Regions from separate parts of the Mus musculus genome. Here regions 2 and 3 are each linked to region 1. Evidence: chromatin loops called from intact Hi-C (ENCODE). Cell type or tissue: heart. All regions are shown on one strand. Each heading gives the region's core, and the rest is flanking DNA. Links, peaks and the distances in the headings are about the cores only.

Evidence for each region. A loop is a pair of places that touch in the nucleus more often than their neighbours do. Peaks named below come from ENCODE experiments on the same cell type or tissue, not always from the same donor. Only the 100,000 strongest peaks of a DNase experiment are listed, where the experiment ranks them.
Region 2: it touches region 1 in a loop (1.8-fold over the local background); 2 of 42 quality-filtered maps call a loop at or near these places.
Region 3: it touches region 1 in a loop (3-fold over the local background); 8 of 42 quality-filtered maps call a loop at or near these places.

What each region holds. Positions count from the first base shown.
Region 1 is chr10:44,525,762-44,534,212 of GRCm38, forward strand. It overlaps a transcript of Prdm1 not described here. Among named protein-coding and RNA genes, the nearest start is that of Gm35154, 69 kb to the right of the region's middle. In heart, for the core only: no CTCF peak of the experiment used is centred there; a DNase peak (open chromatin) is centred at 3,750; H3K4me3 peaks cover 1,395 bases; H3K27ac peaks cover 577 bases; H3K27me3 peaks cover 748 bases.
Region 2 is chr10:44,327,135-44,329,634 of GRCm38, forward strand. All of the region lies in intron 6 of Atg5 (autophagy related 5), which reads left to right. Among named protein-coding and RNA genes, the nearest start is that of Mir1929, 31 kb to the right of the region's middle. In heart, for the core only: a CTCF peak has its summit at 1,401 (motif pointing right); no DNase peak of the experiment used is centred there.
Region 3 is chr10:44,998,999-45,001,498 of GRCm38, forward strand. No RefSeq gene overlaps it. Among named protein-coding and RNA genes, the nearest start is that of Gm40639, 24 kb to the right of the region's middle. In heart, for the core only: a CTCF peak has its summit at 2,012; a DNase peak (open chromatin) is centred at 1,263; H3K4me3 peaks cover 831 bases; H3K27ac peaks cover 924 bases.

The DNA.
Region 1 (8,451 bases), core at 2,335-4,834:
TAGTTTATCCTGATGTCGTATACTTATATTCAAATCAGATAGGCCAGATTGCTAGTTTTACCACAGAGAAAAGCTAGCAAACATTTCATTTTTCAGACAGCTATTAGAGAAAAATCTGTATTTATGTTTATATTTCAAGGTACAAAAAGTTTGCTAACATTAATTCACATTATGTATATTTAAAAAAAAACTATAGTTAGCCAAAAACAAAAACAAAAAACCCTGCTTAGCCATCTCTAGGACAGTCAGTTTATGATAAAACAAACAAACAAAAAACAACTAAAAAACCAAACTTAACCAACTGGGAACATGCTGTGTTTTAGGGATTTCACTTTTTTTCAGTCAGAAACATTTTTTAAAATTGAATTTCCCAAGAGCTGAAGGAAATGTAGAGAGGTCTAGAATAAGAAGGGCCCTAAGCATCCTACTGCAAACTTTTCCAAGGCAGAACCAGGAAGTGGTGCCACTACTAGACTCTGGAACAAATGTTCCCGGTGGCTTTGTACCACAATGTTTAAAAACATCATATTTTAATTTCAGGCCTTATAAACTAAAGATGTCCCCCCCCCCCAAACTAATTACACTATTATTTTGGATCAGAGTTTGCGGCTGACAACATCTGTTAGAAACTCAATTGTGCTTCCTAATTAAAGAACTAAGTCTAGTTGATGAAAAAAAAAAAAGTTTAATTCAAAGGGAGCTGTAATACTGTGAAAATAACCAAATAATTTTCCCCCACAAATATCCTCCCTGGGAGAAAGAGGCTTTCAGTGGGAACAGAGCTTCCCAACGGTCTGTGTCGTGTATCTACTGTTTATTTTATTATTTTTCCTATTTACTGGGTCTTTCCTGTTACTTTATTTACAGCTGAATACTCACTTAACCAATGTTTTTTTTTTCCCCCTCAATTATTCCTCCTCTGCTGTTTTATTCAGCAAAGCAGAATAGTTTCAAAGCAAAGCAGTTTCAAGTCAGGCCTTTCCCTTTTGTTCTGTTTACAAGTGTCTGTTGAATCAAAACATTTAAAACTTTAAATAGTAATCCTTGAAGGTTCCTTTTAAAAAGAAAGGAAAAAAAAAAAAAAGTAAATCCTCGCAGAAAACGCCCAGGCTGCTTGTGAAAGAGGCAGCGCATGGTTCATTGATCCCATAGTGAACGTGACCACGCTGGGTAGGTACTCAGAGCTGGCACCTGCCCAAGCCCTCCTCTGCCTGTGCCTAACCTCTATGCTTGCCAGGAACCGAGAACCTAAAAAGGTGCGAGTAAGGTGAGACGTAACCAGGAACTTAAAAGTGTCATCCTGAGTAGGACTCATCTCTCCGGATTTCAAAAATCGGAAAAGGTAGCTTGGCAGCTCCAGGCGCTGCCCTCCGGGCCACCCCTCCAGCTCTGCGCCCCTAAGTTCAGCGCGATTGCGGTGCTAGCGGTTAGCGAAGGTGCGAAGGCTGGAAAGCTCGAGTAGCCCCGACTCTGGTTTAGACTGCCTGGCTTGCTCACCAATTACACTAGATTGCAAGCCCAGCAGCCATCCACGCGGCAGAATCTGCTCTGCACTTAGGAAGTGGCAGGCAGCACCCTAGCCAGTGACAGCGGGAACTCCGGGCCAGGCCAGGAGTTCTCGGAAAGTTTGTCTGCACAACCCATTCCTCCCTGAGCCTGGAGGGACGCGACACAGAAAGATCCCTCTGGTATCCTTAGGGTCTCTGTCAGCACCCTTGGTTCTCTTTATCTCCGAACGAAAGCAATCTCTGGGTCATCCTAAACCCACTCACTCCTTCTTTGGTGACTTTAAAGAAAGGGCTCCAGTTCAAAGAAGACGCACAAAGGGTGTGTCTGCTCCCTCTCACCTACTCGAGGGTCTGGCAGCACCAGTGTTCCTGCAGAACAGCTGTCCACCCCTCCCCCGCCTCACCGCCCCCCCTCCCGCCTTTAAAATAATTTGCGCAATCGTGCACTGCGTAGTCTAATTGCAAGCCGCTAGCTGCGAATTCCTTTTTCAATTTGAACCAGTCTGGACTCTCCCTCCTCTGGGTCTTACCTTGTCTCCCTAGCCTCCCACCGAGTCTCCGTGTCCTAATGGTGGCATCTGGGACGTGTGACACCCCTGATCCCCATCCCCAGAGTCGCTCTGCTCTCTGTCTCCCATGTCCCTCTCCCAGCATCTAAAACTTTGGGTGCTGTTTTTGCGCTACCGAAGAAGAGTAAACGTAATTGCCCCTGTTCAGTTGGGGCAGGCCTTTTAGAATTTCCGACATTATATTAAGTTTACATTTCAAAATAAGGTGTATCCGATTCTGCGTTTAATCAACCAACGGGTGACACGAAATTCGACGTTTTCTTTGAACAGACTGAAGGGAAAGATCTAAGGTCTTCCCTTCCATCCACAGACTGAAGGGAAAGATCTAAGGTCTTCCCTTCCATCCCGTTTTAAATTTTTAAATAATGAATGCCGTCGGAGGAATGAAGCAACAGGAGGTCCCCTCTGGTTTACTGTCCCCAACACTGGAAATCTTTCCCCACACTGATATCCTAATTTAAACACCACCCCGGCTCCATTCTTTGAAACCCCATTTCTTAAGGTAGCAAGAGTAACGTTTTAAAGACCTTGCACTGTTCCACGGCTCTTCGCAGTCCTAAGCGGCACACCTGAGCAGCCCGGGCAGCTCCCGACGACCTCCGGCTGCAGAACCTTCAGTCTTCCCTGTGGCACGTTTTCTGTGCCTCAACAAACTCCCAAAACAAGCAACTTCGGTGAATGCAAACTAAGCTTTCTCGGGAGAAACGTCAAGGCAGCTACAATCCGTCTCTGATTACACAAACATACCTAAGGGCAGGTTGGAGAGTGACGAGGGCTTTGGGGGTGGGGGTTTGTCTGCTCAGAGGTGGCTGAAACCAGTTTTCCCATTGTTATTTAGCTAAGAAAAGCTAGCTTTTGTTTTGTGGTAGATATTAGGGATTAAAAAACGCCAACGCCACAGTTCCCAGGAGTCTTTGAGATTATGGAAAAATCTAACCTCAAGTGAGGAATTTGGTTCTTTTAGATTACAGCACCGAATGAAGTATTAAGATTTTTATGAGGAAAAACGTCCAGTCACTTAAAAATTTTTCTATAGAGGCTGGAGAGGTGGCTCAGTGTGTAAAGGCGCTTGCTGCCAAGTCCGAAGACCAGGGTTCATTCCCACACAGTGGAAGGAAAGAACCGACTTTCACAAGTTCGCATCGTGGAATGCTCCCCACCCAAAAACCTAAATATCACTTTAAATATTACTAAGAACTGACGTTGCATCCTGCTACCTGCCCTGTATTTCAGTAACTCAGCTCCCCTCTGGCGTCTGTCAAAATAGGAAAAATGGCAACAGCAACGTCGGAACTTATTGGATTTTGCTCTGGAAACCCAAAACTTCAGATTCCCTCCAGTTATCATTGTGCACATTCGCTTTAATGGAAGGAGGCACACAGTCCTGATTCCCTCTTTGGCCTGCAGAACAGAGCTAGAAATCCCATCGTTCCTGGGTCCATTGGCCACACGTGTGCAAGCGGCTCCCGCAGCTGATGGAAGGTGGCTCATCCAGCAGTGGACGTGTGAATATGTGAGGGGACTTTGGGGGGGTGGCTGGAGCGCACCGGGCTGCAACCCACTCTGTGCTCTGATTCTCATAGTACCAGCCGGGCTAACTCGCCTACAACCGGCGAGCAAGGCTCTGGAGGACCCGGTCGGGTCCCAACCTGGGACCTCCAGGATTGGACAGCCTCTAGCCACGTGACCAGCACTCCGCTCGCTCGCGCCCCGCCCCTTCCCGCCGCTCGCGCAGTCCGCGGAGCACTGCACATACCTGGCACTCACTTTCACTTTCTGCGCTGGAGGTTCACGCACGAATGATAACTTTTTGTTTTGGCTCTTTTAGATTTTTTTTTTTTGAGGCAACCAGTGCAAGAGGAAGACGTCGGAGGAGAAACGAGTCGAACCCGTTCATGGCTGGGGGTAGCGTGGGAGGAGTAGGGAGGTTGCGTGGGGGAGCGGTTCTTGGCGGGGAAACCGGATTGCTCGCCTTACAAGAGCACAGCTGTCTGAGCTTTTGTGTCCGTGAAATGTCCTGGGAAGTGACACCCACCGCCAGGGCATAGCAAGCAAAAGTCTCAAACAAGTAGAAGCTCCATCCTTCAAACCCTGATATAATCCTTTGTTTATGAGAAGGAAAACCTGCCATGTAGTTTGCTGGGTTAACTGAAGTTAAAGGGCCTCTTGTTAGCCCACGTGGGTGACTTGCTTGGCATTAGTAAGGCAAAAATCCAAAGAATAGTCTCTGCTAGCTCTGGGATCAGCGGGTGACTCAGAAGCAATCCAAAATGTTTGCCCACGTACTCCGCAGCGCTTACCTATTATCTGTGTGCAGCTGACCCTCTAAGATGCTCCCCATGGCCCAAGAAATCTCATCTCTTGGAAGTCAATAGTCCAGGTCATGTTGTTTATTATACAGAGCTTAGTTAACGTTTTGTACATTTTACCTGTGAAGTTCTGGCACATAGCATCAAATTGCCTTCCTCCCTTGTCCATTTTCTTTTCTTATGCAGCACCTTCATCTTTAACAAGCCAGGGAAGTTGTAACAGGAAGATTGGGTTTTAGAAAGAAAATTGCTTTGCCTTCTTTCAAAAGATGTCTCCACCACTTGGTGGCATTTAACAGGTTCTAAACTGAGTCCTTTGTTTTTGTTTTGTTTGTGTTCCTAAAGAGTAATAGGAAACCAACTTTACAAAGTGTGGACAATTACCTAGTATAGTTTCTGGTACAAAATAAACGCTCAATGGATTATTATTACAATTGGGTTTACTCTCCTCCTATGGAGTTTTACCTGACTGTGCTAGTGGCCTTTCTTTTATTTTCATGTAGAAGTTTGATTAAGGAGAAAGCAAAGCTCATAAAGCAATTTGCTTCAATCATGTGTTGTGATAAGTAACTTCTACTGGCTAACTACATGTCCTTTTGAAAGTAGTTCCTCAAATTTGTTTTGAATATATAATAGTGCCTTTGAATTTTCTTAACTTCTCCCATGCACTTTTACCAAATGACAGAGTTAGGCTTATACTACTAGTTATTTCACAACTAAACATGGTGACTTTTAGGGGGAAACGCTATTATTTTCTCTGGGTAGTTAGCTGAATGTCTATCATAAAATACAATCTAGAATAAGAACTAATTACATACAAAAATTCTTTTTTTTTTTTTGCTATCTGGGGAAAAAATCACATAGAACAGATATATAAAATTTTAACTTAAAACAGCTGTGTTTTGGTCCCTGGTTTGGGGACCAAGCATAGGTGGAGACTGGAAATGAAAGTTGTTTTCTCTTTAAAACTAGTATAATTTCTGCTTGGTAGAAATGCAACCTCTGGGCTGGGGATGTAGCTCCCCCCCCCCCCCCCCGTTTTAGAGTCCTTATACTGATTAGCATGCATAGTGCCCTCCCCAAGTTGGATCTCTGGAAGGAGGGGGAGGGGGAGAGAGATCTGAGTCCCAAATTTTGTCTTCCACATGTTTAGAGAGATATATTTCTCTATATCTCTCTAACTATAAATAGATACACACATGTATATATGAACATACATATCACTTTATATACACACCCATCACCTCTCTGACTACCCCCACCCCCACCCCCCCATTCTAGCTGTCACTTAGTTTAACCTCCCAGTTACCCTATTGGGCAACTCTGGGAATTGTCCTGGGAGTTCTTTTCTCCTTCCCCAGTGGCAGCCATCAAGACATGCCTAGTTTAACTTATTACAATGCTACGGATGTGTCTCTTCCCTTCTTTTCCCACTGCTCCTTGCTTTGCCTCCTCTCTGGCTACAGCAGCATCTTCAGAGCAAGGCTCTGCCATTACCTTTCTCTCCAGTGCCGTTCCTTGAGTGGTTGATCTAAGAAGCACATCTGAACATGACACTTGCCTTTAAAGCTTCCCATTACTTACCAGATAAAAACCTAAGCTCTTTGCCCCAGCATTCAAATCCTCTTTAGCTCTCTCTAGCTTTACTTTTCTCTACTTCCTGCCCTGACTACATCCCGGCCTCCATTCATCTGTTCTATGCTAGTGAGTACCAGCTGCTATTATAGGCGCACTGGATACCTGAAGGAGCAAAATTGACCTTTGTTCTCAAACTTATATGAGTGTGGAAAGGAAGGGGTTGTTGGCAAACAAAAAAAAAAAAACTGAATAAATTAGTGCATTGTATCAGGTATAGGTAGGGTGATTTTAGATAGTCTAATCGGGATTGGCTTTATTGCAAATATGACATTTTCAGCAAAGACATGAGACAGTGAGCTAAGTTGATAAACAGGAAGAATATCTAGGCCCAGGGAAGCCAGAGCAAAGCCCCAGGTGGGTGAGAGTGGGCTTGCCACATCAAAGAGAGGAAAAGAGAAGGACAAGTGAAGGAATAAGGTTGAGTATTTGGATCTCTAAGTACAAAATCTGTAATCCTTTTAGATTTTAAAATCTAAAACTTTAGTGATAATGAGTGGAAATTCCGAACCCTACCTGATAATGTGTGGTAAGTTGTGGTAAGAAGGTAACCAAACTACAAAGATTATATAAGGCTATCTTCAGTGTTTTCAGCCATTTACGAAAGAGAAAAGAATACCATGTTTAAGCCAGTTGTGGTGGCTTAGGCCTTTAAACTCTGTCCTAGGGAGGCATGGGGGCGGGGGAGGGAGAAAAGAAAAGATACTGTGTTTAGATTTTACCTAACTCCAACTAGGCGTTCAATGTTTCCTAAACCCAAAGTGTTGCTTCTTCCAGATAAGGGCTCTTTAACTTGTATGTAAGAGATGAGGACTGAAGAGAAAATGGGAGATGAGTGTGCTCTTGGGCAGGTTCTCGCTAGCTCTGTTTGCTCACATCGCATTACAGGGGGGGTCAACCACTTGTGGTCACATTCTCCCACACAAACCATCATGTTCAGACTTCAGAGTCTTTCATCATGTTACTTTCTATTTGAATTGTATCCCTTTTTCTAGCTATGTTGCTACCTGCACTGCTCTGTTCTGTGTTTGGGCAAGAGACATAAGGAGAAAAAACTTGGGTCTATTTATCTTGGCATCCATAGTTACCTGTAGGTGGTCCTCAAAATCCTTCATGAACTAATGACAAATTCATTTGTAGAGTAACTATGTATGTTAGGTGCACATATTTCATCCTAAAACAGCCCAAAAGGGAGGTTTGCTATACCTATTTTATAGGAAAAGAAATGAGATTTAGTTATCTAAGATTAAACAGCTAGCACCTGACCGGGGTGCCAAAGTCAGCTGTTCCCTCTGGAGACTCCTTCAGAAGACTGAATAAAAAACAGAATTTGTCGTTGGCTTTGTTTCTTGCTGCTGGCTTGTTTGTGCCAAAGACAAAAGAAGAAGCAACATTCCTATCAATTTTAGTATGTCAATTTGTTAATTTATTAAGTATTTAATAGGAATCCAGTGTTTGCCAGGTACTTAGAACACAACGCTGGCCGGGAAGTGGTGGTGCACGCCTTTAATCCCAGGACTTGGGAGGCAGAGGCAGGCGGATTTCTGAGTTCGAGGCCAGCGCGGTCTACAGAGGGAGTTCCAGGACAGCCAGGGCTACACAGAGAAACTGTCTCAAAATAAATAAATAAATAAATAAAAATTGCTGAACAAAGCAGAGTGGGTCTTTCCCTTCCTGAATGCAGATGCCAGCAGGGAAAAGCCAGAATTGTGCTGCACACAGTCCCCAGTGCAGCAGCAGCCCCTGATCCAGCCTGACAGGGCCACAGGAAGGAGGACATTTACTTGAAGATGATTCTAAGGGGACTATGTCACTGGCTGTAGGCCGCTCAAGTTCAGAAAAAGGGAAGGACCTAACGAATTGTGAGTGAATACATTCTCCACAAACTTGTAGAAGAGGCTTAAAAAGAAAATAAAAGAATTTTGTAATAAGTCTGCTCTGTTCAGTTTTTCAACCTGGGGCAATCTTAGTGCCTCCCTTCCCACCAACTCTGACTGCCGTCTTTGGGTACACAATTTAAAGTAGGGGCTTGTAAACATTTTTTTTTTTTGGTGTGTGTGTTAATATTTTTTGTTAAGTTACATGACTGGTTTATTTGACTTAATGAAATATGTCTGTTTTAGGAATAAAATTCCCAAACTATGAAGTCTGAGGGTTTGTTCAAATTATTTTTGCTTCATTGGAATTTGGTGGTGTATTGCATCATTGGCTGGAATTTCAGGACTTGTTACAGAATGCAGTTTTAAAAACGATGCTGATAGGAATGAAGTTTAATGCTTGCTAATTTGTAATTACCATTCAATGGAAGAACTAGCCCAGGAAAGCATGTGGGGTGGTGTGACTGAGACAGGAAGAGACAGACTTGGAAACCAAAGACCTAACTAAAATCAGAAAGTAGCATTTTAGTCCTTTCTAGCTGGTGGGAAATTA
Region 2 (2,500 bases), core at 1-2,500, 200 kb before region 1:
GCACTGGGCAAGTTGAGTTACCTTAGATCATACTATTGTTGCAAATTAATGTTTGTCAGGCTTTCTGTATTTCTGGCGAGTGGAATACGTGTGATGAGTTGTTCATGACACGAGGCTGTGTGTGCGCTGCTGTATTTGTAGTGTCTACCACAAGCAGCGTAAGCCTGTGCTTCCGTTTCCTCTTTCTTTCCCTGCAAGTCCGCAGACTCGGGACTCTGGAGTAAGTTTTGTTCACTTTCTTTGACTCACTCATTCTAATGTCCCAGAACAACCTGCCTTAAGTCTCAGCTTTCCATTTGCATCTTACCCCTTCCTCCTCACAGAACTTGTCATGGTTCCTGTAGAACTAACTGCCTGCTGTGTTTCTTTCCCTCCAAACGATAGCTTTTTATTTTGTTTTTGAGACTGGTTTGCTCTGTAGCCAGGGTTGCCTTTGATCTCTCCTGCCTCAGCCTTGTTCAGTACTGGGACCAAGTCCGTGTCCCACCACACACAGCTGGCATATGGATGTTTGTTTTGGTGATAATTTTGATATTATATATTAGCTATCTAGCATCTAAATCACATGGTATTGTTTAAAACTGGACTGTTTGGGGGGCTGGAGTTAAGAGCACTGACTGCTCTTCTGATGGCTCTGAGTTCAAATCCCAGCAACCACATGGTGGCTCACAACCATCCTTAATGAGACTCCCTCTTCTGATGTGTCTGAAGACAGCTACAGTGTACTTGCATATAATAATAAATAAATCTTTGGGCCAGAGTGAGCAGGGCCGGAGAGAGCAGAGGTCCTGAGTTCAATTCCCAGCAACCACATGAAGGCTCACAACCATCTGTACAGCTCAGGCATAAAATAAATAAATAAATCTTTAAAATAAAAATACTGGACTGTTCTATTTTCTTACCTGGTTAACTTCTCTCACAGGGCCTTTAACCTCACCTTACCATCTCTTCTGGCTAATCTTTCCCAATCTTTCACCTGTGCTGTATATAGGTTAATTCTTTGCTCTTATCTTAGGTATTTCTCCTTTGCCATGACAGAAACTAGGAGTCTGACATCTTAACACTGATTTTGACCTAAAAAATGACTTGCTCAGTGTCCAGCTGGTTACCTGCTGCACGACTGAACCTGGGCCTTCGTATCTTCAGCTTTCCCTTGTCCTTGTAATGCAGGCAGTGGTTTTTATTATCTCCCCCAGTTCATTCTGTTGAAGTGTGTGTCGATTTTCTGGATTTAGTCGATTGCTGAGGAAAAGAACTGACTTCCTTTGCATCTTGATAGCTGTTATAGACAGTGTCTTACTGCTAGGAGGGATTGAATAATGATTTTAGTGTCGTTTTAAAACATATCTGAATCTTATATTCTCTGTTCCTTGTAAAATAAGTGGGTAAATTGAGGCCTGCAGGGGGCAGTCCAACACAGCAGGTTTTTAATGTATTTAGTAATCTCAGATGGTTTAGAGTTAAATTCCTTCCTGTGGGGAAAAGTTTGTAAGGGAAGCAAATTATACATGAATAACAGTAATTGCTAACATTTATTTTGTATTTTTTAAGGCCAGGTACTGTCTTAACTATTCTACATGTGTTTATTCCCTTATGTGTTCATATTTTCTATACAGATGAGATCATTAAGAGATACTCTAGGCCCTGATACTCATGGCTTCATCCACCTGGTGATTAGGAAGCCAGGGATTTGAGCAGAGACAGTGGAGCCTCTCGGCAGAGCCTGTTCTCTTTCATGGGCTGTTGGTTCATTTCTTTGGTTTTCTTAGCCTGTCGTTGCTTCTTATTTGAAATTCAGTTTGTACACGTGTATACTATCCCTCCCATTCTGTGGCTCCCAGCCCTCAATCCCCTTTCTTCTAATAGAGAAAAGTCACAAACAGTGTGAAGAAACTGAAGCAGAGCTAAAACTTTGGAACCCTCTCTTCGTTACAGAAAATTTCTATCTACCAAGTAGGCAATTTTTATTGATCCCATTAAGTTCAATTTTAGAAATAGAATGAGTGCCATTGCTTGTATCTATGTATAAGACGATCTGCAGTAACCTTGAAGCCTCAGTCATTAATATGTCATCTTAAAAGGAATTGTAAAGGAAACTCTTTCAACAGTTTCACTAAGAATTTCTTGGTTGTAAGAAACAGTATTGGGAGATGAGGTGATCCAGCAAGGAAAAGCACTTGCCATCTAAGCCTGTTAGCCAGAGGTTAATCCCTGTGACCACCACGTACATGTCACAGCACACATGCACACACACATCCATGCTGTCAGTTACTGGTATGTCTTTCTCTTTTATCATGATAGTTTCACCTCTCCTTTCTGAGAATTTGATTAAAATAGTAAGAACAAGGTCATTTTAAAAAATTGATTGGTGGTACTTATGTTAAATGTAACACACTTTAAAATGTTCACACTGTTGAAAATAGAAGTGTGTGTAGTATTTACCACCACAAAATAGAAAGCTGTCACCTATCAGACCTTACACCTTACAAGGTTGTGTTGG
Region 3 (2,500 bases), core at 1-2,500, 470 kb after region 1:
AGTCACAAGCTAACAGTGTGGGTCTGTGGTATAGTATATGCTTAATCATGCACAAGGCTCTGGATTCCATTTCTACCACCATATACACAGAAAAGAATCCATATCCGTGTATTAAGAGCTATGGGGAAAAAAATTAAAGTATTTCTTCGCACAGCCTGACCAGGAGAGGTTTACAGATGAGAAACAAGTTTCTCTTGGGAAGGGTGGACTAGAGATCTTGAAAAGGCCTCTATTTGACTCTCCTCCAGGCATCCGACCTCAGCCCTAGTACTGGTGTGTTTGCACAGAAACCTCCAGAAAGGACCTCAGCTCTCAAGACAAAAGCTTTCTCGATGAACTTTGAAGAACATGGTTCATAAATACAAGAAAGAAAAAAAAAAATCCCTCTGCATCACTGTGAAGAACTGACTCTGTTCCAAAATGAATTTATGATGAAAAGAAATATTTAAATTGAAATTAAAATATTAACATCAGGGCAAGGCCTGACTCATACAGCTATACCACAAACACTCTGAATACTTTCACATATCCCTGAAGTTAATGTATTCATATTTAGATTTGCAATATTGTGCTTTAGAATAATTTTAGTACAAAAATACCAAACTAGTCTCTTATAGCTTTGAATCTAGTCTAGTCACACACACACACACACACACAAGCAGTGTCACCCTGATCTCTTATTTAATGCTCAACATTCAAGGTACACAATTTAATGTTCATTGTGGATTGTCCATAGATTTATGATGGCTGTAGAGATGTTCATAAAATCTGAGCTATGCAAGGCTTTCGGCATCTGTCTCATTTTTATCAGAACCATAAAAATCATCACCCTCTTGTTCCTAGTCAGTCTTTCCTGCTAGATAATATAAACCAGAGAAAAATAACGTTGTATCTGAGTGTCTACTTTAAGTAGACTCTGTTGCAGAGGTGTGTGTGTGTGTGTGTGTGTGTGTGTGTGTGTGTGTGTGTGTCTGTCTGTCTGTCTGTCTGTCTGTCTGTCTGTCTGTGTATACAGAATAGTGATGGTATGTCTGGAAATGGAGAGAGAAGAATATTGAATTAAACTACATATGTTTGAGGATTAAACAGGCTCTGTACGAAGCTCTTCCTAGTACCAACTGTCTTATGAACCAGAACGATGCTGCTGTGGGGCACCACTCGTTTTAGCCATGCGCTGACCTGTCCTACGCAGGAGCACAGTCTCTCAAGTGTACACAGAGAGGGGAAGCAGGTGCTTCGACTCCCCAGCATCTGGTTTAAATGACCACAATGCTGAGAGCACCTGCAGCCAGCATTTCAGCCAAGTCTGGCCTCCCATTGTATTCAACTGTTCTTTCTGCCTTAAGCAAAAAAGGCATTGTTTATCTGATTTGCCAAAGGATCTCCGGGGAGGTGGAGAAAGACCGGACAAACAAAGCTAAAACTGAGCGCCAGTGGACCGCACGGGAGGATCTTGATTATTTGTGACTATCCACGGGGATCTTTCATCCTGACTAAACAGAGAGAGAGAGAGGAGGGGGCCCCACGGGGACATAGAGAGACAGACAGAGACAGAGAGAAAATATCAGCTGCATTTGGTGCTGCGGGTTTAAGAGCAGAGCAGAGAATAATCTTACTGAGAAGGTGGAGCTGTAGTTTGTGTGCTAAATGTTCAGTCTATGCACTTTCCACGTTCCTAGTTTAGAGCAACTACGCACTGAGAGAGCTGACTGCCTCTAAACGATGTCAAAAGCAGTAGTAACCTTGGTTCAGACTTTTCAAATCAAGGTATGAAGAGCAAATAAAACTGACCCACGGAGGGGGGGGCAGTTAGAGGGGGGGACAAAAACCAAAACCCAAAACAAACCTGTGGTCGATGTGTTAGAACCAAAATAAAATGACCAGTCGTATTTTCAAGAACACGGAAAATAAAGTCTTCCTGCGTAGTGTTTGCTTAGTAAATAATTCTGTGGAGCCCCTTTATTTCCTTTTTTCTTTTCTTTTCTTTGTGTAGAGCCCCAACTAGTGGGAGATTGGAAAACTGCACCTGAAGAGAGGCCATTTAAATGGAGGTGACCATTGGACTTCCGGCCAGCATATGAGCACTTTAGGACAAGGCTGATTTTCAGGTGTGAGACTGCAGACAGGTGCTAAGAGGGGAGGGTTGTGAAACTGCCTTCTTCTTAACTTTCTGCATGCTAAAGGGCAACCTGGCGCCGAGGAAAGCAAACACACTCTCTGGCATGTGAAATGACTCAGTGCACTCTAGCTACAGCTAATTCGAGAAAGGAAAATAAATTCTGAGTTCAGAACTTATATGCCTCAAAGATCTTTTTTAAAAGAAAGGGGACAACATCCTGTAACCGAAAAGAAAAAAGAAAAAACTGCACAGGCTGGAGGAAAAAGAGCCGGTTTCACATGTTAAATGAGAATTCAGTTAGAAATATTTTTACCCAGTTGGTAGTTTTTACTGAGAAGAGATAAGAATGTGCTGTGTTGTGATAAGAGGAGCTAGCTGTAG